3 separate regions of the Homo sapiens genome follow, and all the other regions are linked to region 3. The links are chromatin contacts, found by Hi-C or POLR2A ChIA-PET in ENCODE. All regions are on one chromosome and are shown on one strand. Each heading gives the region's core, a stretch centred on a gene start or an enhancer-like site at or near the end of the contact. The rest is flanking DNA. Distances are from core to core; before and after follow the strand shown.

The links. A loop is a pair of places that touch in the nucleus more often than their neighbours do. ChIA-PET counts read pairs that join two places held with the same protein, here RNA polymerase II (POLR2A). Pooled maps may share reads with other maps.
Region 1: a pooled map shows a loop between it and region 3 (3-fold over the local background). The contact joins the promoter of PAFAH1B3 here to the promoter of CD79A in region 3. A Hi-C loop is called at or near these places in 4 of 50 pooled maps. POLR2A ChIA-PET finds 5 or more read pairs at or near these places in 2 of 52 experiments (GM12878 and activated naive CD4-positive, alpha-beta T cell).
Region 2: a loop to region 3 is called in a map with no recorded cell type, with 6 times the contacts of the local background. The contact joins the promoter of EXOSC5 here to the promoter of CD79A in region 3. A Hi-C loop is called at or near these places in 2 of 37 single-sample maps with no recorded cell type and 9 of 50 pooled maps.

What each region holds. Positions count from the first base shown.
Region 1 is chr19:42,301,374-42,304,736 of GRCh38, forward strand. It overlaps PAFAH1B3 (platelet activating factor acetylhydrolase 1b catalytic subunit 3), which reads right to left and starts at 1,251. Exons shown (of 5, transcript NM_002573.4): 1 at 859-1,251; 2 at 577-666. The coding sequence starts at 936. It overlaps PRR19 (proline rich 19), which reads left to right and starts at 759. Exons shown (of 3, transcript NM_199285.3): 1 at 759-1,130. RefSeq lists enhancers at 726-775, 856-985, 938-1,592 and a silencer at 1,146-1,365.
Region 2 is chr19:41,395,889-41,399,051 of GRCh38, forward strand. It overlaps EXOSC5 (exosome component 5), which reads right to left and starts at 1,471. Exons shown (of 6, transcript NM_020158.4): 1 at 1,293-1,471. The coding sequence starts at 1,440. It overlaps BCKDHA (branched chain keto acid dehydrogenase E1 subunit alpha), which reads left to right and starts at 1,930. Exons shown (of 9, transcript NM_000709.4): 1 at 1,930-2,047. The coding sequence starts at 1,940. RefSeq lists a silencer at 1,394-1,682 and enhancers at 1,441-2,113, 1,679-1,958, 2,114-2,785.
Region 3 is chr19:41,875,536-41,878,596 of GRCh38, forward strand. CD79A (CD79a molecule) reads left to right here and starts at 1,744. Exons shown (of 5, transcript NM_001783.4): 1 at 1,744-1,848. The coding sequence starts at 1,770. RefSeq lists an enhancer at 409-478 and a silencer at 1,886-1,945.

The DNA of each region.
Region 1 (3,363 bases), core at 1-2,500, 430 kb after region 3:
GTGACAGAGCAAGACCCTGTCTCAAAAACCAACCAACCAACCAACCAACCAACAAAACAAACCAAGCCCCATAGAAGCAAGACTCACTTCATGAAAATCCAGTCTGCTTGAGCCATGCATTGAATCAATGGCATTACAGTTGAAACTTATTTTGATGAAACCCATTACAGTTGGACATGCTTTGTGGAAAGATATTATTATGATTGAGTCCTCTTTGTGGAGTGCCATTAGAGTTGCCCTTCGCTTCCTGTAAAGTGACTATAGCTTTGTGTAAACCCAACAGGGCTGCGCACTACTTAAAGCAAACAAGAAAGAGCCTCACTTTAGGCAAGCCTATGGCAGGAAAGCCTCATTTTAGGTCTTAGTACATTATACACAAATCCAATCTGATAAAACCAAGGCATACATTTCTTTCTCAATAGAATGTTGCACCTTACACCAAGATTCTCAGAGCCTCGGGCTGCCTGAGGCCAATCTGGGTACTCTCATAATACCTCACCTGGCCTGGGTTCTGGTCCAGATGTGTCAGCATGGACACAGGGCTGGATGGGGCAGGGGGAGAGGGACTGCCCTCACCTCGCACTGGTGCATGAGCTGGACCAAGGAGTCCCCGATGAAGACGACTTCGGGTTCCTTATCTTTGCTGTCAGCCACGAACCGATGGTGCTGCGGGAGCGCGCGAGAGGGAGTCAATGGCATGCACGCTCCAGGGCCCGCCCCGCCCTGCTCCCTTAGGCAGCGCCTCCTCAACTGCCCTCAGTTTCCCAATCAGGTAGTGAGAGTGGCACGAACCAGCCGTTCTCCTGAGCCACCCCCCGCGCCCCCGGACTCCTCAATATCCCAGGTGGGAACGCTCACCAGGGACATCCAGCGCCCGTCGCCCTGTACGTCCTGCACCGGCGTGGGCTTGCTGGCTGGGTTCTCCTCTCCACTCATCTTGGCGCCGCAGCTCCTGCAGGATGAGCGAGTCGGGTCGGCCCGGGAGTGTTCCGAACGGAGCTGGCTCCGCCACGCCCACTCCTACCCCTCGCGGCAACAAAGGACCGTCCCAACGCTAGCACACCCGCGGAGGACGAAGGCCGATACAGGGCGCCGCCTCCTCTCCAGGGACGGAAGCCTTCACTTAGGAGGTAGGTGGAATCAGGAACCTTCGCTTCCCCCACGACGGCCGCACAGTGGGCTCGCCCGGCGCTTCCCGCTCGGGCCGCTGACTCCCAGGCCGCGCACCCGGCACGGGGTGGGGGGAGGGAGAGGCGAGACCATCCAGCTCCCGAGGCGGGGAGGAGGGAGAAACCACCCACCGGTCACGGGGAGGGGCGAACTACCTGAAGAGTCGAGAGTGGGCGGGGAAAATCTAGCCCTCTGTCTAGCAAATGGGAAGAAACCATTTGCTGTACAGAGTGAAATGTGCGGAAGGGACCACCTACTGTTGCGGGGGGGGGGGTGACCCATTCACGTGGTGGGGGGAGGGGAGCGAGTGGACGAGTCCATTCTTATATTCCCTTGAAGGGGTGGCTCGAATGCACCTGGCTGGGGGGGACGCTCCTATTTTCTACTGATGTGGGGGACAGAAAAGGAAGATGACAAAATGTGAAAATTCGAGGCTCCCTTCTAAGGAGCCACTCTAAGGCCGCGCCAGGGCTTTAGTGAGCCTATCTACTCGTGGGCTTCCCCTACTCAAAACACCGTGGGTGTGTGTGTGTGTGTGTGTGTGTGTGTGTGTGTGTGTGTGTTGAAATCTAAAGTACATATCTTTGCATTCAAGACATCACAGGACCCCTACTCAAAACACCGTGTGTGTGTGCGCGCGCGTGGCATAACATATAAACTACATATCTTTGCATTCAAGACACCATAGGACCTGCTTGGAGGGTAGAAGAAGGTGCAGAAAGAGAAAGGAAATTAGAGACGCCTCCAGGGCTCAGGTCCAGTCTGGCGTCCCTCCGGCAGATCATCTTGCAGATCTGCAGCCTCTACACTCTCTCTAAACCCACAGGCCAACTGGGTATGTCTGAGCTCTGAAACCTACATCCATAGCCAAGGCCACCTAGGGTCGCGCCTCTCCCCCAACGCTGCCCCAAATTAATCTCAGACCTCAGTGTCTTCTCAGATCTCCCTCTTCTCTGGGACCAGGTGGGGGGCTCACTCCCTGCTAAACGTCCTGGTCATGTTCTTGTAGCCTCACTCCAGGTGGGACCTTCCCATGTATTCATTCCTTCGAGGTGGATTGATACTGAGACAGAGATGAGTGTTATTCATTGTGTTTATGTTTTCAATCCACTTTCCTGGAACTGGGCCGGGCACACAGTGGTTATTCCACAAGTGCTTGCTGAATGAGTAGTAAATGAGTGGGTCAGCTCCTGACCTTGTCCCAATGTGTTTAGGGAGACAGATCCAGACACAGAGGTGTAGGGGTGTCAAAGTTGTGTTTGAGGGAGAGACAGGGACCTCTGGGGAGGAAGAGGAGAAGGACTCTGAGGACTATGGGTTTCCTAGGAGTAGTATCTCAGCTGGGTCTGAAAGATAATGAAGAATGGGCAAGCAGAAAGAAAAGACACAGGTAATCACTTTCTTATTAGGTTTGGGGAATATCGTGGAATAGCTTGATTTTAAAGTCTGAGGGAGGCCAGCATGGAGGCTCATGCCTGTAATCCCAGCACTTTGGGAGGCTGACATGGTCGGATCACTTGAGGTCAACCAGCCTGGCCAACATGGCGAAACCACGTGTCTACTAAATATACAAAAAAAAAAAAAAAATTAGCTAGGCATGGCAGCACACGCCCGTAGTCCCAGCTACTTGGGAAGGCTGAGGCAGGACAATTGCTTGAGTCTGGGAGGCAGAGGTTGCAGTGAGCTGAGATCGCGCCACTGCAGCCCAGCCTGGGCAACAGTGGCCCAGCTTGGGTGACACAGCGAGACTCTGTCTTAATTACAAAAATAAACAAACAAATAAAGTCTGAGGGAGCCAGGTGCAGTGATGCATGCCTGTAGTCCCAGCTACTGGGGAGGCTGAGGTGCGAGGATCGCTTGAACCCAGAAGTTTGAGACCAGCCTGGGTAACACAGTGAGACCCTGTCTAAAAAAAAAAAAAAAAAAAGGCTGGGCGCGGTGGCTCACGCCTGTAATCCCAGCACTTTGGGAGGCCGAGGTGGGCAGATCACGAGGTCAGGATCGAGACCATCCTGGCTAACACGGTGAAACCCCGTCTCTACTAAAAATACAAAAAATTAGCGGGGCGTGGTGGCAGGCGCCTGTTGTCCCAGCTACTTGGGAGGCTGAGGCAGGAGAATAGCGTGAACCTGGGAGGCAGAGCTTGCAGTGAGCCGAGATGGCACCAGTGCACTTCAGCCTGGGAGACAGAGC
Region 2 (3,163 bases), core at 221-2,720, 480 kb before region 3:
ACTTGTACAGATCTGGGCAGAAACCTTAGTTATGCCTGAATCTTTTTCCTCGCACTCAAACCAAACTATACGTAAGTTTTGTCCGTATTACTTTCAAACTACATCCAGAATCTCATCACCTCCACTACTCCTGCTCTGGCTGGAGCCACCATCACCTCCCTGTTTTCCCCCATACTCCCCACAATCAACACAGCAGCCAAATTTTGTTAAAATGTATTGGGGCTGGGCGTGGTGGCTCATACCTGTATGAGCACTTTGGGAGGAGGATTGCTTGAGCCCAGGAGTTCAAGACCAACCTGGGTGACATCGTGAGACGCTGTCTCAATTTTTTTTTTTTTTGAGACAGAGTCTTGCTTTGTCGCTCACGCTGGAGTACAATGGCACGATCTCGGCCCACTGCAACTTCTGCCTCCCAGGTTCAAGTGATTGTCCTGCCTCAGCCTCCCGAGTAGCTGGGATTACAGGCGCCCGCCACCATGCCTGGCTAGTTTTTGTATTTTTAGTAGAGACAGGGTTTCGCCATGTTGGCCAGGCTGGTCTCGAACTCCTGACCTCAGGTGAGCCACAGGTCTTGGCCTCCCAAAGTGTGGGGATTACAGGCGTGAGCCACCGCCCCCGGCCTCCCGTCTCAAACGTTAAAGAGAAATATTCTTGGAGTTAATCTACTTCTGAGAGTTATTTAGCTAGGAAAAGGGGATATTTGCTCTATAGGTAAGACTTGCCCTAATCTTTTTTTTTTTTTTTTTTTTGACTTGCCCTAATCTTAGGGATATTTACTTGTGTGGAGAGATGCAGTGAGGTAGCGGTGGGGATGTATTTCTCAACCCAGCGCAATGACATTATCTTCAATTTGAGGAGTATTTACGTGGGTGAAAGATCCGCCACAGTCCACAGTATGCAAATAGACAGGTTTGCTTCAGTCCGGGATGCAAGGACCTAGAGGGTGTGTGTGTGGGGGGTGGGGGTGGGAGGGTGGAGGAGGAATCGAGTTAAGGGGGATATTTACCCTGGCGAGGTGATTTTCCCTATTCTGAAATATCAATTCTTGGGCGGACAGTCTGCCCCTCCTCTCATTCTCAGAGATAGTTACAAAGATGGAACTATCTTCTCCTTTCTAGTCGTGAGGGAGAGATGTGTGTATCCCTGCGTATTTAGTAGTATTCAATCGGACAAGAAATCATGCATCAACGCAGGAGTGACATTTACCAGCTGGTATCGTGAGGAGGTGGGCACTCGGTTGCACAGTACACGGTAGTCCCTCTCCAAAAGAAAGACCTGGGTGAAGTTCTTACCTTGCAGGAAGGAAGCAGAGCCATCTGGCCGCGACAGCAGGTTCTGTTCGCAGGCAAAGTGCCGGAGGCTGCAGCCAGGACCCCGAGGGCTGGACCCTGTTCCATTTTCAGCACGGATTTTGGCGTCAGTATGCGTCTCCTCCTCCATCGCGCCGAGCCCACGTGCGGCTGCAGTTGTCACTTCCGCCTGGCAGCGCGCGCCGCAAACAGGCTGCGTAACCAGTGCGCACGCGCCGGGCTGGGCCATCCTCCTGGGCGTCCGCACGTGGCTTAGCGTTTACCAACAATCTGGCTCCGCCCAGTCCCACCTCCTAACTCTGGCAACGCCATTGGACATTTGGGAACAGAAGGCAGGCCTTGGCATTGATCCGCTTTACTCTGGGCCCCCGGGCCCTAAATCCCTGAGGCCCTGGTCAGGTTGCCCTCTTCTTTGCCTGTTACAGGAGTAACTACAATGAGGCGATTGGAGAAAATTTTGGGTAGATAGATTTTTTTTTCTCCAAATCTCTGTGCATTCTATCTACCACAGAACGGGAAGAAGATGGTTTTCTTGTCAGATGGTGCTGGAGTTTGCGTCAGGCACATAAAGAGGCAGCCCCGAATCTAGCCTACGTGAGTGCCGGACCGCTGAGTGGTTGTTAGCCAAGATGGCGGTAGCGATCGCTGCAGCGAGGGTCTGGCGGCTAAACCGTGGTTTGAGCCAGGCTGCCCTCCTGCTGCTGCGGCAGCCTGGGGCTCGGGGACTGGCTAGATCTGTGAGTACCTGGGCCCCAGGCGGTTTTCCCAAAGGGGATTAGGGATGTAAAGGCTATCTTCAGAGTGTGGGGTCCCTGAAGGATATGAAGGAAGGGCTGTCACAAAAGGGAAAAAGAGTGGGAGACTCCTTGGAGAAGACACCGAAGGGAAGATCTGCCACTTCCTTAGGAGACGAAAAGAACTTCCACTTCTTTAGGAGAGGAAAAAACCCGTTTGCAACTTCTTTGTGGGCCCTGAGGGAGACGACTTGAAGAGAGAGATGGGGGTTCCTTATTAGCTGCCACTGGTATTCAGGGGAGGCTCCTTGGAGGAACAGGGGAAGACCGCAAGACCTTCTCCCTCAGGGTTTGGAGAATGAAACTGACTTTGTAAGGGAGGGACTTTCTTCTGGGCAAAGATCCCTCTTCAAGAAGAAGAAAGAAGAGAACAGGTCCCTGTCACAGGCTGCATAGGGCCTTGTATTTCTTTGCTCCTTTGCCACAATTCTGATTTTAAAATGAATTGTGTAAAAAATTTGTTTGATTCCTGTGTCTCTTGATCGAATATCAAGACAGAGAATTCGTGTGTTCTGGACACTGTACAGAGGAGACGATTAATATTTGTTGAATTAATGAGGGGAAAAAAGGAGGGAGAGAGGTACAGACAGGGCACTTTGCCCACATTTCTTAGAAACACTTGAGAAGGCTTTGTTTCTTGTCAAAAGGGTCACAATCCCTTCAGGTGGATGCTGCTAAGGGCAAGATTACACTGCAAAAAACCTAGGTGGAAGCCTATCTTTAGACGGGGAGAGGCAATGGGTTGCAGAAGAGCTTTGAACTACAGTTGACAGATAGGAGAGTAGTGGTTACATGGGTGGATGCATGTCCTTGCTCTGCCGCTTTCCACTTGTGTAGCCTTGGCCAACGGACTGCACTTCTCTGGATCTATGGAGCTAATTTTCCTCTCTAAAATATTAACAGTGGCCACCTCATAGGGCTGTGAAAAATCAATATGTAAAATGCTAAGGACTGGACCTGGCACATCCTAAGGGCAATAGGAATGTTGATAGTGAGGGTGGAGGGAAGGGACAGAAACTAACCTTGGAGATGGGGAGAAGAAAGGGGTGACCTTGGGAA
Region 3 (3,061 bases), core at 494-2,993:
ACCCTGGCGTCCCCCAGAGGTAACCCCTCCCAGGAACTGGGCGTTTGCCACTCCCCTGCACGGGTCTACACCTCTGCTACAAACGTGTGTCCCTAAGCAGCGGACGCCTTTTGAAAACAAGTCAACTGTATCATGCTACGATATTTTTTCTGATGTTTGTGCTGTTTCTGAGACAGCCTTATGACACCTTCCCCTATTCTGTAGCATTCTGTTGGCTCACTTTGCCACAGTGTATGCACCCATTCTCCCACAAATGGACTTTTCATTTGCTTCTCAATGTTTGCTACCAAAAATCTCCCTGCAATAAATTTATTTTATATATCCCCTTGTATGTGTGTGAGGGTCCCCTAACTGCTCACAAATATCTCAGCAACTCCGCCCTCCCCACTCAGACCTCATTTCCCTCCTACCAGACATGCTCAAAGGAAACTGGGAGCAACACAAAGATGACTTTGAATCTCTGTCCACCACCCCTAGACTGTATGACACCCGCAAGTGACAACCTCCCCTCTCTGGCCTCGGTTTCCCCCTCTGTAAAATGGGGGATGGCCTACCTTGCCAGTCATGGCAGGTCAATATAAAACAACTTCTGGCTGTGCACAGTGGCACATGCCTGTAATCCCAGCACTTTGGGAAGCTGAGGCAGGAGGATTGCTTGAGGCCAGGAGTTCAAGACCAGCCTGGGCAATATAGCAAGATCCCATCCCTCTTAAAAAAAAAAAAGAAGAAAAATATATGTTGTTGTTGTTATTATTGTTATTATTAGAGACAGAGTTTCGCTTTTGTCACCCAGGCTGGAGTGCAATGGTGTGATCTCAGCTCACTGCAACCTCCACCTCCTGGGTTCAACTGATTCTCCTGCCTCAGCCTCCTGAGTAGCTGGAATAATAGGCATGTGCCACAACATCTGGCTAATTTTGTATTTTTAGTAGAGATGGGGTTTCGCCATGTTGGCCAGGCTGGTCTCAAACTCGACCTCAGGTGATTCTCCTGTCTCAGCCTCCCAAAGGGCTGGGATTACAGGCATAAGCCACCATAGCTGGCCTGTTTTTTTAAAAAAAGAATTCCAGTAAAGAGCTGATCATGGTTCTCACTCCTTGAATACCAGGAACACCATCTCGTATCACATAATGAGACAGGGAGACATTCTGGTCCTCATCTCACAGATGAAAAATGTCAAGCTTCGAAGGATCAAAGTGCCCACCTAGTCACACGGGTAGTCAGCCACAGGTCAGCCTGCCTTATTTATTCTTCATGAGTATTTATAGTGACTAACATTTACTGGGCGCCTACTGTGGGCCATTTCTGTGCATGTGACAACCCCTTTAAGTCCTTGTTTCTAATCCCAAGAAGCAAGGAAATGGGGTCAGGGAAGGGACAAGGTTTGCCCAAGTCCAGGCAGGGGGAGAGGTCAAGCTCAGAACCATCACCTGCCCATGACACATGCCCAGGACTCAGGTTCCCTAGGCTTCCTTCCAAAGGCTCAGCAGTGACGAGCCAGCCCTTGAACCAGCCTCTTCCCCCACCCAAGCAGCCACCTCTCAGGGGAATTGTGGCCACCACAGGTGCAGGGAGCAGTTTCTCTCCACTCACAGCCTGAAGCATACCCGGCAGGGGCTGTCCCCAGGCCCAACAAGCAAAGGGCCCAGTAGCGAGGGCCACTGGAGCCCATCTCCGGGGGGCTGGGCAGGAAGTAGGGTGGGGTTTGGGGTAGGGATCTGGTACCCTGGGACTGCTGCAACTCAAACTAACCAACCCACTGGGAGAAGATGCCTGGGGGTCCAGGAGTCCTCCAAGCTCTGCCTGCCACCATCTTCCTCCTCTTCCTGCTGTCTGCTGTCTACCTGGGTATGTGGCCAAAGGGCAGGAACTGGCGGGAGGTGGGGGAAGCTGTGGAGGCTGCAGAGAGGGCACAGGCAGAGGGAAGGGGGCTCAGGGAAAGGGGAAGAGGAGGCAGAGGATAGGGGACCCAGGGAAGATGCCTATAGAAATCGTATCTGTGCCAAGATGGGCCAAGGTGGGGCTGGAGGGAGCCCAGCGAAGGAGAAGGGGCGTCCACAGTCTCACACAGGGAGGCAGGAGCAAGAGTCACCTCCCCCACCTCCTGTTCCCCACAGGCCAAAATAAGGAACTAAAGTTGCTCTTGACTGAGCACCAGGGCTGGGGGCAGGAAGGGGACTTAGGGGTAGCAGCATTCAGCGTCTGTCAAGGGGAGAAAAAGCTTTCTCTGCCTTAAACCTCAGGTGCCTCTCTCTGTTGGGAGTCCCTTCTCAGCACTGGGGGAATGGGTGTCTCATGGACTCCCCCTCACCTGCTCAAGGACAGCTGGCAGGGGCTGTGGCCACGCTAACCCAGGAGTTCAGAGAAAAAGGTTCCCCACCCAAGGGGACACTGGGAGCAAGGATTGGAGTTCACGTCTGAGTCTTAAGCCCGTGACGATGAGGGTGCTCGGCCCCTCTCCCCATCTCTTCCTCCTTCTCTCTTCCTCACCTCCCTCCTCCACCTACCTCCAGAAGAGGGGACTGGCCATGTGGGAGGCCTGGCTGAGAGCTGGGGCTTCCCAGAGGAGCCCGGATTGGACACTGCAGCCAGCCTGAGCCGCCTCGTCTCACTCAGAGACACCCCCAGTCTCCACCCCGCTCTGAGCCCCTTCAATCACCAGCAGCCCAGCCCAAGGACTGAACTCACCCCTGACCCCTAGGTTGACACATACAACTTACAGAGAATGAGGGCCAGGCACAGGGTCACAGGCCAGGGCAGGCCACAGACTGGCTCCTCAGCCCAGGCAGGGAGAGGCCAGGGAGCCAAGAGTTTGAACCCAGTGCCACTCCTGACTGCCTGGTGATGCTGGCAACCCGCCTGCCCTCCCAGAGCCTCAGCCATCCCTCCTGTAAAATGGGGCTAAGGAGAGAACCTACTTCTAGGGTTCTGTGAATGATTACACAAGAAAAAGCGCCAGGTGCTGGGCCTGGCTGAGGCTGGGGTGCAAAAATGGACCGGGAAGGCTGCGGGAGGAGGGGACGCCTGCACTGCTTCTGGAAGGAGCTGTCTGGACAGCGGT